Linked DNA regions of Homo sapiens: region 2 is linked to region 1. A link is a loop called in an ENCODE intact Hi-C map of the cell type or tissue named here. Cell type or tissue: Calu3. All regions are shown on one strand.

Region 1 (8,000 bases):
CCTTGTCACCCAGTCTGGAATGCAGTGTTGTGGCCATAGCTCACAGTAGCTTTGAACTTATGGCTCAAGCAATCCTCCCACCTCAGCCTTCTGTGTAGCTGGGATTACAGGCATACGCCACCACGCCCGGCTAATGTTTTTTTAATCTTTTATTTTTTGTAGAGATGGGGTCTTGCTGTGTTTAGGCTGGTCTCAGACTCCCAGCCTCAAGCAATCCTTACATCTTGACCTCCAGAAGTGTTAGGATTACAGGTGTGAGCCACTGTGCCTGGCAGGTGGATCCTTTTTTTTTTTTTTTTTTTTTTTTTGAGACGGAGTCTAGCTCTGTCGCCCAGGCCGGACTGCGGACTGCAGTGGCGCAATCTCGGCTCACTGCAAGCTCCGCCTCCCGGGTTCACGCCATTCTCCTGCCTCAGCCTCCCGAGTAGCTGGGACTACAGGCGCCCGCCACCGCGCCCGGCTACTTTTTTGTATTTTTAGTAGAGACGGGGTTTCACCTTGTTAGCCAGGATGGTCTCGATCTCCTGACCTCATGATCCACCCGCCTCGGCCTCCCAAAGTGCTGGGATTACAGGCGTGAGCCACCGCGCCCGGCCAGGTGGATCTTTTTAAAATGTGGAATGTATTATGCTTTTATTATTACAAAAACACATGCTTATTTTATAAAATTTAGAAAACTTAGAATCTTCTCTCCCAAAAAGAAAGAAAAAAACTTTTATATTCAACTCCATTCTACTTGTAGTAGCACTGTATTATACAGCCTTTTGGTCAATTGTATATCTTTTTCACACAAGTGGTACAATCATGGGTTTTCAACTTGCTTTTCTTACTTAATAATACCTCATGGATATGTTTAAATGTTCCTAAACAATGCCATTTTAATATCTGTATGATTTTCTGCTGTATAGATATAGAGATGTGACAATTCAACCAATCTTTAATTCTTGGATATTTAAGCTGTTTCAAAATTTGAAAACCATAAATAGCTCTAAAGTGAATATTCTTGTAGTGATATCTTTAAGCATTCATGACTATTTATATATTTTAAACAGTGGTGTGTATTCATCATTTTTATTCTAAAAAGAGGATTAAATAGTGCTGTGTTAAAATTTAAGACTTTGCTGAGACCACCTTTCAGTCTGATTTTTGAATTGCTTTTATCCTGACTTTTTTTCTTGAGACAGAGTCTCACTGTGCCACCCAGGCCGGAGTGCAGTGGTCCAATCTTGGTTCACTGCAACCTGAAACCATAAAAACTCTAGAAGATAACATCGGTAAAACTCTTCTAGACATTGGCTTAGGCAAAGCTGTTCATAGCCAAGAACCCAAAAACAAATGCAACAAAAACAAAAATAAATAGATAAGACCTAATTAAACTGAAAAGCTTCTGCACAGCAAAGGAAATGATCAGAGTAAACAGTCAACCCACAGACTGGGAGAAAATATTCGCAAACTATGCATCCAGCAAAGGACTAATATCCAGAATCTACGAGGAACTGAAATCAGCAGGAAAAAAAATGAATAACCCATCAAAAAGTGGGCAAAGGACACGAATAGACAGTTCTCAAAAGGAGATGTACAAATGGCCAACAAACATGTGAAAACATGCTCAACATCACTAATGATCAGGGAATTGCAAATCAAAACCACAATGAGATACCGCTTTACTCCTGCAAGAATGACCATAATTAAAAAATAAAAAAAATAATAGATGTTGGTGTGGATATGGTGAAAAGTAACACTTTTACACTGCTGGTTGGAATGTAAACTAGAATAACCACTGTGGAAAATAGTATGGAGATTCCTTAAAGAACTAAAAGTAGAGCTACCATTTGATCCAGCAATCCCATTATTGGGTATCTGCCCAGAGGAAAAGAAGTCATTATATAAGAAAGACACTTGCACACGATATTTATAACAGCACAATTTGTATTTGCAAAACTATGGAACCAGCCTAAATGCCCATCAGCCAACAAGTGGATAAAGAAAAGTGGTGTTTATATTACTATGTACACTATAGAATACTACTCAGCCATAAAAAGGAACAAAATAATGGCATTCGTGGCAACCTGGATCAGGTTGGAGACCATTATTCTTTTTTTTTTTTTTTTTGAGACAGAGTCTAGCTCTGCCTCCCAGGCTGGAGTGCACTGGCGTGATCTCGGCTCACTGCAAACTCTGCCTCCTGGGTTCACACCATTCTCCTGCCTCAGCCTCCCAAGTAGCTGGGACTACAGGCGACCACCACCATGCCTGGCTAACTTTTTGTATTTTCAGTAGAGACAGCGTTTCACCATGTTAGCCAGGATGGTCTTGATCTCCTGGCCTCGTGATCCATCTGCCTTGGCCTCCGAAAGTGCTGGGATTACAGGTGTGAGCCACCGTGCCTGGCCTGGAGACCGTTACTCTAAGTGAAGTAACTCAGGAATGGAAAACCAAATATTATATGATCTCATTTTTAAGTGGGAGCTAAGCTATGAGGACACAAAGGCATAAGAATGATATAATGGACTTTGGGGATTTGGGGGAAGGGTAGGAGGGGGTGAGGGATAAAAGACTACACATTGGGTACAGTGTACACTGCTTGGGTGATGAGGGCACCAAAATCTCAGAAGTCACCACTAAAGAACTTACTCATGTAACCAAGAACCACCTGTTCCCCTAAAACTATTGAAATAAAAATAATAAATAAATAAATAAAAATACCCCACAAGAGTTATTTAGTGGAGTAGGAATAGGCAAACGTTTTTCACGAAGGGCCAGATAATGAATATTTTAGACTTTGCAGGCCATGTGGTTTCTGATGTAACTATTCACCTCTGCCATTTGTAGCACAATAGTGTCACTGAAAATATGCAAATGAATAAATGTGATGTGTTTCAAAAAAAACACAAAACATTTGTATATAATTTTTTAAAAAGTCGTGATGGGGGTTATTACTTTTTGTTAGTTTGTATCATTAATTTATACTAAATGAGTTTTTACTTTAGAAGACCTTTCTTTTTAATTCCGAAGTTAAAGTAATTCAATCAAACTAGATGACTAGTCCCCTTAACTTGCATCCCAGTTGTCTGTAAGTTTAAAAAGCATGTTTATTCACCTCTCAATCAGGAGTAATAAATGCCCTGGCAGCTAAAAAGCCATTGTGTTTAGAATTTGCCAAGTGCAGGCCCTGGCACCTTTATGAGGAAGTACATTCCAGAATCAAGTGCCCTGCACCCAGCTGCCTGCTTCCCCACCCAGAGGAGGTCAGCATCAGGGCAGGCAGCCAGAGCATTCCTGCAAGTCTAAACTGCCTCAGAGGAGCTTGGGTAAAGCCAGAAAAGGGACGGCAGGAGGAAAAAGTGCCCTCCTGTTACAACCCTCTCTCTGACAAGTTCTTGGCAACTCACACAGTTGGATTCCTGTCAAAGGAGATCGTCTCTGCTGTAAGTAGGCAATGAAGACAGAATATTTGGATATAATTCATAATTAGCTATAAGAAAAGTAATGGGTGAAGCCATTTGGGATGGATACACAAGGCTTTGATTATCTGATGCAGCATTTTAAGTTCTTAAAAATATCTCACTGAACACACAAATACTTGCAGCATAATCTTTGAACTATTGCAAAGCAAGATAAGATGACATTTTTGGCATTCCCATTCTGCCTCTGTGGAAGGGGCTGCAAACAGAGTGCATAAGGGGTTGTGAAAATGATTTCTGAGAGGATGGTTTGTGCACAGTGTGCAAGAGGACAGCTACTTACCGCTTGGACCAAGCCAGTTGTTTCTGTGCAGCGGAGTGGACCTAGTGTTGATGTATCTTCCAGTGTTTCAAGAGAAGTACAAAATCTGGATGTTCATGTGAACTTCCTAGAATTTGAAATACTAGCAATTAATTTTATTATAAGAAGACTTTGTGTGCTAAGTTAAACATTTCTGATCAACAGATTTGGCTTGAGGGCTGCTTCCCTGGAAACTCTGTCCCTTGACAGAGCTGGTGTGAGTGGTTGATCTACCATGTGACAGGTGACTCCATCTGCCCTGGGGCTCACACTATGTTTCTGCAGCATCCTCAGCAATCACGACTATGTTTGATTCAAACACTCCATTACTCCAGACGTGAGCACTTTGTAGTTAGTAGGTCAGTGGGCCAACTCCAGGGGATGATGGTGCCACACAGCTCTGGACCCCCCATAGTGAATGATTCCCCTGAGGGTAGCTAACCAGCATCTATTGTTGACCCAAGGTAGGTGCAGTCAAAGCAGGGAAGACAGAGAAATTATTCGATATAATGAAGTACAGTTTCATTTGATGAAGTATAGCTCTGGGCTGCTAAGAAATAGCAATGTCAAAACAATAGTTATTTATTGAACACTTCCTCTGATTGGCACATTGTGTCAGATGCAAGTCAGCAGAACCTCAGTGTGGCTTGTGGCAGTCAAATCTGTGTTTTGAAGGCAGAGGAAAGGTGAGTTATCTGAATAGAGACGGATGTATCAGTGCGATCCAGTAAGCTGGATCCTGGTACTTTGCTGGTTCAGCTTCAGTAATCCATGTACTAGACATGTAATATTATAAAGTCACTTAGCCAGCTTGAGCCTTGATTTCTTCATCTGTCAGATGAGTTGCTGTCATGGGGATGTGTCTGAAATGGGCTGAGTATCTTGTCAGAACTTGTAGAGGCTTGGTACACTTTAGTTTCCTTCTCCTAAACCAAAAGGATGTCTTTCTATTCACAGTGTGGACCACTGTGAATCCATCTGTCAATGTCTGAGGTATATTCGCTGTAATGGCATGAACTTCATATACAAAGGATGATGTTATTATGTTGAGGTGCTGTGGGCTTTTGAGAGTGAGGGGTAAGGAGAGGCCATTCAAGTACAGTGAGAGGGGCTTGGAAAGGAAATTGGACACTCTCACTTAAATCTAGAACATTCAGTATAAATCGAGTGTGAAGAACTGGGCCAGTCAGAGCATACTATGTGAAGGTTTCTTCTGTCCTGCCTGCCTACAGATTTTAGCACCCCAGGGCAGCTGTTGGGAGCAGTATCAGGATCACAGAGTTAGGAAGTGTCTTTCTTACTATGTTTCTACTCTTCAGAGTAGCATTTAGTCCAAGCCTTTTTTTTTTTTTTCATTGTGGTAAAACCATAACATTAAATTTACCATCTTAAGCATTTTAAGAGTAAGTTCAATAGTATTAAATATATTCACATTGTTGTACAACCAATCTCTAGAGTGTTTTCATCTTATGACTCTGAAACTATACCCCGTAAACACCAATTACCCCTTCCTGCTCTCCCCAGCTCTTGGTGATCGTCTTTCTACTTTGTTTCTATGATTTTGACTACTTTAGTACTTCATATAAATGGAATCATCTAGTATTTGTTCAAGCCATTTTTCTTCTCTGATTTTTTTTTTTACACCAACATCTCTACCCTCCTCTCCTCCCCACCTCAGATCTTCACTGCTCTCCAGCCCTCTTGGGATTTTCTATGACTATGAATTGGAAAGAACAAACTTCTTACAGTGTGTTCATTAACAGTGATGACATTGTGTGATAATTTTAAAGTTCACACAGTTAATCATTCCATCTTCTATGTAAGGTGGTTTCCCCTATTTGAAGTAATTAGCTGCCAGGCCTACCTGAGTGCATTTTTCATGTTAAGCAGACAATAGGAACAGAGAAGACAAAGAAAAGGCAAAGCTGAAAGGGCTCCCAGAGGGGAAGCAAAATTGTTGAATGAGGAGCGCACAGAAGCTGTGGCTCTGGATCAGGGAATTCAAAAGCAAGTCCCCAATCTCTGAGTTTGTCCAGGAAGATATTAGATCAAATACGTCACTTCTATAATATCAGCGGAACTACTCCTGTGTTGTTTGTCATCACAGAGACTGGAAACTACCTAAATATCCATTAGAAAGAAACTGGCCTAATAAAGTAATATATGTTCCCCAGCCTCTGCCCCACATGAAATACCATGTCTCTGTTACAAGAAATCTGAGAGCAGGATTGGAGCTTGTGTCAATCTGATTCCATAGTCCCACAGTATCTGCTATGAAAGGCCAGGCCCCATGAGGAGCCCACCAAAGGAGAGGAATGTCAGGACTAATGATCGCTGAGCATTACCATGTGCTTGGCACTGTGCTAGACACTCTGCAGATAGTAGCTTACTCTTTTAGAAGATGCTGTAATTCTCAATGTTTAGGTGAGAAAGCAGAGGCTGAGACTTGTACAGAGTCACAAAGCTGAGATATGAACACAGGTCAGTTACAGTCTACAATATAGAGACGAAAGACTAAGAAAGAATGTGTTACATTTGTATGTACAGATACGAAATGATCTCCAGGATATGGTATATAAATGGTGGGGGCAGAGAAGCAGAGGGGCCCGGTAGTATTTAATGTGTTACCATTATATACAAAGACAAATTGGGTGGGAAAGTATGCATGCAGATAATACTTGCAGGCAGGATACATTAGAAACTAGTAACAGTAGTGGCCTTTGGGAAGCGTTTCTGAGAGAATGGGGATTGGCAGTGGGAGAGAGATTTATTTTCATTTGAATTTTTACCAAGCACTTTTCAAAAGCCCTACAGATTACTGTCATGAATGCATGAAGTTCACAAATGCTCATCCACATTTCCAATAGAGACATTCTCAATAAGCTCAGAGCTGAGACATTGTTCTTACCCTAGATCATTGTGATTTACAGAGAAAGAGCAATATAAGATCAATTGTACAAAACTCAAATGTTAGGAATTTCTCCTGTGTTATAGCAGACACAACCAGAGTCTTCAAGGAGAGGGGCATAAGTCCAGGATTAAAGTACATAAGATGGCATATAAGTCCTCAAGCCAGAGGGTGCTCCATTTCATGAGGAAGACTCATGGTATAGAGTCTTTGGATTAAATGAAGTAGAGGACGCTTTGTGTTTTTCACCCAAAGAAGTGATGATTTGCAGGTGTAGCAAGTTCTAGAATGTGGAGGATGTCTGGATGAGAATCACTTAGCAAGGAGGAATGTTTGGGAAAAGAGAGGGTAAAGAAACTGGGAAAAGACAGTAACATAATAATAGCTCTCACATCTATCCGGCCTTTGACGGGTATTGTGAAGTTTTTGTTTATTTCTTCTGGGTCAGAAAAAGGAAGAAGTTAGTATAAATTTTCATACAAAAGGGTTAGAACAAGACATTCTGACCTAGAATTGTTATATGGGTGGCTATGGAGATGATTTCTGAAAATATGGTGGAGGAGCTTTGTTTTGGCAAAAGTGTGATTGTGGCTCTTCTTTTCCAAGTGCACAGATCAGAATTAGACCATTGACTGAGTTATGGTCCAAGTCTGTGGTCCCTCCCTCTCTCCTTTGTAAGAACCTCTGCTCTGAGGGATGTTTAAATTACCTCTTGACTGATTATTTAAGCCATTTAATTGAGAAGCGACTTAGTGGGGTGGTAGGGGAGCTTAAAAAAAAGAGTGTGAAAGTTGTACCTGATTTGAGTAGCCCTGAATTCCTGGTCTGCCTTGGTTGTGACCTGTAACTTGTCATTCAGCATTCTCAGCTTTCATCCCTTTATCCATAAAATACAATAATTGGGTATGTAAGCTTTAAAGATTCCTCTTCTTTCTAAAATTCCTTTATTCTGTCTGACTTACCTGCCCACAGAGTTGGAAGGACCAAATATGAAAAATAGATACAGTGGAATTTTAGAAAGTTTTTTTTTTAAGTATATGGGTTTTTACCATTTCAAAAGTCTTGCAAAGTTGTGAAAAAGATCTTCCCAGATTATAAAATGTAGTTTTGCCATTGGAAATACACAGTACTTTTTGTGTTTGGAAAAACCTTCTAGCCAATTCTTTAAAACATCTCAGGCTGGATGCGGTGGCTTACACCTGTAATCCCAGCACTTTGGGAGGCTGAGGTGGGTGGATCACAAGGTCAGGAGTGTAAGACCAGCCTGGCCAACGTGGTGAAACCCTGTCTCTACTAAAAATACAAAAATTAGCCGGACGCAGTGGCA
Region 2 (8,000 bases), 110 kb before region 1:
GTAGTACCTTGTCTCCATACTATATATTTCTTCTTAAGCAGAAGGACTGAGAAACTCATTTTTAGCTGCCTCTTAGGATGTGTTTGAAATTATGAACCTAAATTTGACCAAGTGTTTTTCGGGGGCTGTTGGGAGAATGGAATCAATTAATGCTTCAAAGCACTTGAGAACCCTTAATGTAAAAAACTGTTATGGAAAGTGTATACCTCTCTGTAAAGCCAACTGTCTGTTATTCCCAAATTCTTATTTGTGCTTTGTATGCTAGTTGCTTCCAAATGGGATCTATTTCTATCGGCCACATTCTGAATATGACACTTTTCATTTAAAGTCAGTTGTACATTATAGAAATCCTCTAAGAAACCTGTTTAGAAACCGTTCTATCCAAAGTACTTTGCATAGTTTCTAGGTTATAAGGGATTTGTTTATGGTGACAAGATTGACTGCTGAAATGTGTGCTTGGGAGTGAATGCCTCAGAAGTGTAGCAATTTACTACAAAACGTGTGTATCTGTGCACGATGGAATTTTCTTACTTTGTATGCCAGTCTGCCAACTGGCAGCATAAAAGTGACCTACGAGAGTCTCAGTGGTGCTCTCTTATGAAGTCCACCCCTTTGGGTCTGATCTGCTTACTTCTTCAACCCAGGTGGCCATGGAGGCAGTTGCTCCTGCTGCTGGCTGCTGACTGCTGACTGCTCTTGCTCGACTAGGAACAATAGACCCTCAGCTCTAATGCATTTCACATGTATTGGATTAAACTGGTAACTAATGCATCACGTGGGGAAATTGGCCTGGCTGATAAAAGGGCCTTGAAAATGTGCCTGGTGCTTTTGCAACTCTGTAAAATCTGCCACCAGCACACCTACTTGTCAGGACTGCCTGTTACCTCCAGCCCACCACACTGGATTGTGCTGAGCACAATTTCTATGAATAAAGCATTCTGTGAATGCTTTAGAAAAGTTATCAGGAAAGACCAGTGATAAGATAAATTTCATGTTTCTGTAATTCAGTGGGAAAAGGAGCAAAGACAGGACAGGAATGGAAATTGGTGAGCCACTTGGGATAGCATGTTATCACGTCCAGTCATCATGGTTGTCTGATCATACATGTTGTGTATAGTATTTCTCTTCATTACCCAGTATCTTGTCTTTTATAAAAATGGTTATTTGTTAACTTCTTTTTTATAAAAGGGAAGATTTTAATATGTTTTAGTTTGTGTCTCCCAAGAATATATTTCTGTGACAGAGTTTTACAGTTTCTAGTTGCATAATGTTTCGTGAATTCTCTTGATCCATTCTATAGGAGGAAATGGTTTTATTTGACTTTAAATATAGTTATTTGAAGAAATTTCCCCACATTTAATTTGTACCTTTAATACTGTTATACTGTCTTCTCATAAGCTAAGATTATATATAGGATTTGGGATTACTGTCCAAAAATATTTTTTCCATTTTTCTTTTTGATACAGGGCTCTATGTTTAGAGTGTTATTCAAGACGTAGTTATGGATGAACAATACAACTTTTGGGGTGTGTGTGTATGTGTGTGTGTGTGTGTGTGTGTTTTAAATAGTGACAGGGTTTTGCCATGTTGCACAGGCTGGTCTTGAACTTCTAGACTCAAGTGATCCACCTGCCTCAGCCTCCCAAAGTGCCAGAATTATGGGCGTGAGCAACTGCACCTGGCCAAGCTTTTAATTTTTAAAATTACTTTCTTTTGGGATTGTTGGATGTGAACCATCAACAAAGATGTTTTTAATGGTTCATCTGCCTTGCTGATTTGTGAGGTTATGAAATTGGTTTCAGAGGATCCTATTGCTGTGATATTTCAGTTGACAGTTAAAGCATCAGATACTTTAAAGCTACATTTGATGATCCCTGCTATTAAAATAATTTTTGGACCAACGGTACCGAATACAATACATACACACACAGTATGTTTTTGGAAAATTATTCATTGAAGAACTGGTTATGAGAGGAGTAAGAAACATTTGTATCAGTTTTAGGAAGGTTAAGGCATTATAATCAAACACAGTTATATGTGGGATTTTTGGAAGTTGATAAGCATTCATTCAACAATTTAATTAAAATTTGAGTGTCCTGCATACCAGGCTCAGGGGACAGAGCAATGAACTGAAAAGTCCCTGTTCCCATGAAGCTTTCATTCTCATGGGAAGGAGACCAATTAAACAGTGAAAACATTAATATACAATAAACGTAAAGAAAAACAAAGTAGGTGATGGGGATAGGAGAGATGGCGTGTGGGGAGGATTGCTATTATGGAGTGGTGCTTGCAGAGGACCTTCCAGAGAAGGTAACATTTGAGCAGAAATCTGAATGAAGTAAGGGACTAAGCCATGTGGCTGTTTGATAGAGGGAAAGAAAAATCCCTGCATTGTGAACAGTAGGTGGAAAGGTCGAAGGGTATATGTAAATGGATACTTATGTATGAAATATATTTATGTTTACAATAGGGCTGAGTGAATGTTTTGGGCTTGCTGTCGAAATTGAATCTCTATCCAGGGAGTAGACATAGGAGCAACAATATACGTCCTTTTTAAATGGATCATTTATAAACAAAATTCATATCACCGAAAGAAAATTGGCAGAAACGTACATGTAGTTACATCAGAACTAGCGAATATAAAAGGTAAAAATAATACCTTAATATGCTATTATACATCCATTTAAAAATTGATGTTCTACAGAGCAGGGATCTGTTTTTATTGCTATTTAGTCTTTATATGAGAACTAGAAAATATTTCCTTATTGAAGGAAGTAATCTAAGTAAGACTTCCCACCCTTCTCAAACTGTTGGCCAGAGAGGCAGATAAGAAGTGTGATAAAAGCCAAAGCAGGGGTCATGGTTAAATGCTACAGCAGTGGTTCCCAAAATGTGTTCTCTGGACCTGCAGCATCAGCATCCTCTGGGATCTTGTTAAACGTGCATTTTGGGGCCCCACTCCAGATCAGCTGAATTAGGAGCTCCGGGGGTGGAGCCTAGCAGTCTGTTTCAACAAGGCCATCGGTTGACTCTGATGCATCCTAAAGTTTTAAGAACCACTGTGCTACAGAGAGGTCAAGTTGGATAAGAGCCAGAAATCTTCACTGGGGTTCCTAATTGGGTAGATCTTCCTTTCCTTCCGTCACTCCCTCAATCTTTTGCAGACTTGACTCTGACCTTAACACTTTGTTGAAAGGGCGGGGTCGATGGGCTCTCCTCCGTGACTTTTCTCATGCTGCTGTGAGCATTGGATATGAGGGAACCACATGGGGCCCTAATCGGGAGTTCTGGTTCTCTGTTCCAACTTTCTCTTATTAACCAACTGGGTGACATGACGTGAGTGATTAACTAGTCTAGGCCCTGGTTTTCTCATCTGTGAGCCCAGAGAGTGATATTTATTAATAATTAAAAGGTCTCTTCCATGAGGTCTGAAGTTATTATTTGCTTAAATATTTATGCATTTGAAATTTATAAGCTTGGCCAAGCGTGGTGGCTCACGCCTATAATCCTAGTACTTTGGGAGGCGAAGGCAGGTGGATTACTTGAGGTCAGGAGTTGGAGACCAGCCTGGCCAACATGGTGAAACCGCCTCTCTACTAAAAATACAAAAACATTAACTGGGCATGGTGACGTGTGCCTGTAATCCCAGGTACTCAGGAGGCTGAGGCGGGGGAATCGCTTGAACCCAGGAGGTAGAGGTTGCAGTGAGCCGATATCAGGCCACTGTACTCCAGCCTGGGCAACAGAATGAGACTCTGTCTAAAAAAAAAATATATATATATATAGATATATATCTATATATCTATATATATATATAGATATATATATATATATATATAGATATATATATATCTATAGCTATATATCTCCTTGTTTAAATATATTTATTTGTTACTGTATTGTTAGCTACTTAGATTTATGTGTGTTATTTGTGGTTACCAAAACTTTGACTCTCCACTGTATACTTCAGTCCTATAATAATGGAGCCAGTTTATTTATGGGGGCAGTGCTGTCAGGCCTTGACTGACCTTGTCAAGGAGCCTGACACTGTTATTTTAAACCCATCAGTGGTGTGATAGCCAGCCCTGATTCACAGCTTGTGTTTATGGTTTGATGATTAGAATCTCATCCTTTGGCCAAGGAACACAGCCACATTTGAAAAGCTCCTATTGTGCAATTCCTGCTCTCTTCGCTGGCACCTAAACCCAGTCGCCAGGCCTGTTGATTTTTCCCTCCAGTATCTCTTGCATTCATATGCTCTTCTCCCTTCATTCTCCCCCACCCTGTCACTTTCTTTTATTTACAAATGTTCTCTGAGTGCCTACTGCATGCTAGGTAAGGCGCCAAAATGGTCTGGAGATAAAGTGTGAGCACAGCAGGAGACAGAGGGAGATAGCCATTCTTGAGCAGTAGTTGGCAAACCTTTGCTGTAAATGATTAGGCAATAAATATTTTGAGCTTTGTGGGCCATTAGGTCTCTGTTGCACCTCTTGGACTCTGCCACAGACAATGTGTAAAACAATAGTGGACGTGTGTTCTAATAAATGCTTAGGCAGTGACTCAGATTTGGCCCATGTGTTGTAGTTTTCCAACCCTGTTCTAGAGGGTGAGGGAGGCCGTTAACAAATACACAATGTGTGTATGTGTTTGTCAAGTTATAACTGCTACGAAGAGAATGGAAAGCTAGGTATCTTTTTGTGTGTGGTGGCGGGGGGTGTTCTTTTTTATATACGCTGGTAGAGGAAGCCTCCCCCATCTCCAGACAGTGGGGGAAACAAATCATAGGATACCTGATGGTTTGAAGGGCCTTCCTGGTGAGGGAGCACAGGTGCAGCGACCTGGTATGACCATGTATTGGGCTTGTTCAGGTTAACAGCAGGGAGCCAGCCATGCTGGAGAGAGCCGGAGCAGGTGGGCAGGCAGTCTGAGACAGTGCCGAGAGAAGAGTTGGTAGGGGGGTCACCAGCAGACAGGGAGAAAGGGCTCCCCACAAAGAAAGTAGCTTCTTTGAAGGTTTGAAGGGGTCTGAGAAGCTGATCTGCTATGGGAAGGTAGCAGTTTAGTTTGGCTAGAGAGCAGATGAGATGGGATACTCAGGGGTGTGAGAAGACTGAGATTAGTAAAGTCAGCTTCAAATGTCATGCCAGAGGAATTTCACTGTATTCATGGGCATATTTTTTAAGGCAAGGAACACTGCTTGTGTTTTAGAAAAGGTGACACATGGCATTTTGGAGGGTAAGAGGCAGGGATGTGGATGGGAAGAAGGTTGAAGGCCTGACCTGAACCTAAGGGGATGGAGGCAAGGCGAGCGATTTAGGAGATATCTCACCCTCAGACAAATGGGGTCCTCTTTTGTCTTTCCATGTGCCCAGTGCCTTCTTGCAGTCATTGGTACCTTTGTTTCTGCTGTTCTGTCCTCCAGGGATGCCCGCTCCTGACTTTCACTTCCAAGGAATGGCCCAAAGGCTTCCATCTGTGAGAAGCCTGCCCTGACCACTCATATTAGAAGAGTTCACTTTCTCCTCTCAATTTTCCTAGCACCTTTTCCCCAGTACTTTTTTTACAATATGGGTCAGATAGGGCTTTTGTTTAGATGCCCTTATCACTTCTTATGTATTGTAACACTCTTGAGGGCAGGAGATGCTTTATTGAAATTAGGATCCTTGTATATGGTGTAGCAGGGAATATGAACTCGGGGGTTATGCTGTCCTCCCACTTACTGTGTGACCTTAGGTCAATCACTTTGCTTCTCTGAGCCTCCGTCCTTTTGTCTATGAAAGGAGACAGGAGTTTCACCAGTCTGTGGGGATCTTGTGATGACTGAGATACTGCATGGAAACAGTTCAAACAGAGCCTGAACATCTTAAGTGTTCAATAAATGTTAGCAATTATTAGTAGCATTACTGATAAAACAGTGCTTAACACGGTGGTTGATATATGGTAGATACCCAGCAAACGTTTGACATAGGGGATGTGGTACCGGATTTTATAGTAGATTGTGTTAGACCAGACTGAATTGTGGCAAAGCTGACTATAACAGATGGGTTTGGGCTTTGTAATGATCAAATTATGGAATTTCAGAGAAACTTATATGTAGCTAGATATCTCATTAATTACAGAGGAAAAGCTGATAAAATTTCATTTATATATGGTTGAAGAGCCCCAGTACACATGCATTATCAGTATTAATGATGAAATATTGCATCTTACAAAACCTTCACGTGACAGGCTCAAAAGGTAAACACTGAGGGGTAATGATTAATGTCCACAATGCATATTGTTTCTATACAGACAGGTAGCTGTTGTTGTTTGGGTTCTCAATGGCACTGTGAAATAACTACAGACAGGTTGTATTTGTTGTCTTATGAGCAAGGTATATGAACAGACTGTAAAAGGGAAGTCTCTAATGAAAAGATGCTTTTGCTCTTGAGAGATCAGAAATTGTTTTTAGACATGGCCTTGAGAAAGTTGAAAGACATGTAATTGACCCCAAATACCTCTAGGACATTTGTCAATTCTGAAAGCTATCACCTACTCATTATTTCTGCAGCTAAAAATCTTCTCTTTCTAGCTTTCTGACCTTGTATCTCAGTGGCACAGCCACCAAGCCTTTGGATGTTGTCATCATCTCCTTTCTGTACTTTTGCCTCTCACACCCTGACTAACTTTTTGGTTTTGCATTTTGGATCCACTCAGTGGTAAGCCCTAATTACAGGGCCCCACCCAATCACAAGGGGACCAGGAAAGTGCTCTTGTACCACTGGAAGTATTTGGCGAACAGCTCTAATGACCACCACAGTATAATGTGTACAGGGTAAAGAATCACCCCACTTTGAAGCCTTTTAAAGGGGTTGGCGGGATGAGGAAATCTGCCTTCTGGAACACAGGAAAGAATAATGCCACAGGCCTCCTATTTCATACTCTGGAATTGAACTCCCGCCCCCAACCAGTGACATGCAGAGGAAAGCGCCTTACTCCACCTAACTCTGAACAGCCCACTTTGAAGCTTTTTGACCTGCACTTTCTCAAACAAGTCGATGCAGGTTCAATTTCCACTGCCCCCTCCCCATCCATCTTTGGTCTTAAAATTAACTTAAAATGTGTTTGTTTCTGGATTTGCCACTGCTCCTTGAACTAGTAATGTGTGACTGCTTTCTCATACTCCTTTGTGCCTTCACTTGTGTTTCCCTCTTTCTTGGAAGACCCTTCCCATCCCACTTATCCAAACCCTCCTCATTTGTTAGTTCTCATTTCCTCCAGGAGGCCTTTCCTTGCCTGGTGTAGGGAATCATGAAACACAACTTTGAGGGCGTGTGAGGGTGGTGCCTGATGGATTAAAAAAGACTGGGGGACGGTACTGTTTCTAGACGAAGGAGATAGCAGGTGTGAAGCATCAGTGGAAAGAAGTCCAGAGTGGCTGGACCCTCAGAGTGAGGGGAGAGAAACACCAGCTGTGATGGGTCATGACTAGATCATGGAGAGAGGGCTTGGAGATCAAGGTGTAGATAATTTGGTTTTTGTTTTTATTATATTGGAATGCCATTGAAGAATTTTAAACCAGAAGATGTTAAGTTTGCATCTTAAAATTCTCTCTCTCTGGCTGCTCTGTGGAGACAGGAGCAGAAGTAGATATGGGGACACCAGTTAGGAGGCACTTGCAGTAGTGGAGATGCCTCCTATCAGGCAATGACTGTGGAGGTGGAGAGCCATGGTCAGGTTCATGCCCAGAAATCCTGTTCTAGTCGTAAAAATGTCTGACTGGCGTAATTTGGTAAAATGGCCATCTGGAAAATGCCAGTTTGAGGGCCTGATTTAATAGACATGAATGTCTAGAAGCATTCAACCTACTGGACTGCTTTTTCTCATATTCTGTATCTCTTAAACTATATAGATCTGGTAAGATTTCAAAGAAAGTGGTAAACATTTTCTGCTTATACATCTACATTAGGTTCACTTTTTTTCTGTTAAATCGATTAATCTTCCTCTTATAAGGCTTAAAA

The links. A loop is a pair of places that touch in the nucleus more often than their neighbours do. Peaks named below come from ENCODE experiments on the same cell type or tissue, not always from the same donor. Only the 100,000 strongest peaks of a DNase experiment are listed, where the experiment ranks them.
Region 2: it touches region 1 in a loop (1.9-fold over the local background); 2 of 110 quality-filtered maps call a loop at or near these places.

What each region holds. Positions count from the first base shown.
Region 1 is chr5:112,224,100-112,232,099 of GRCh38, reverse strand. The region is part of intron 12 of EPB41L4A (erythrocyte membrane protein band 4.1 like 4A); the gene reads left to right. LOC101927023 (a long non-coding RNA gene) reads right to left here and starts at 3,817. Exons shown (of 4, transcript NR_110559.1): 1 at 3,748-3,817. In Calu3, no CTCF peak of the experiment used is centred here; a DNase peak (open chromatin) is centred at 3,249.
Region 2 is chr5:112,335,314-112,343,313 of GRCh38, reverse strand. All of the region lies in intron 1 of EPB41L4A (erythrocyte membrane protein band 4.1 like 4A), which reads left to right. Among named protein-coding and RNA genes, the nearest start is that of EPB41L4A, 80 kb to the left of the region's middle. RefSeq lists a silencer at 4,056-4,256. In Calu3, no CTCF peak of the experiment used is centred here; a DNase peak (open chromatin) is centred at 4,543.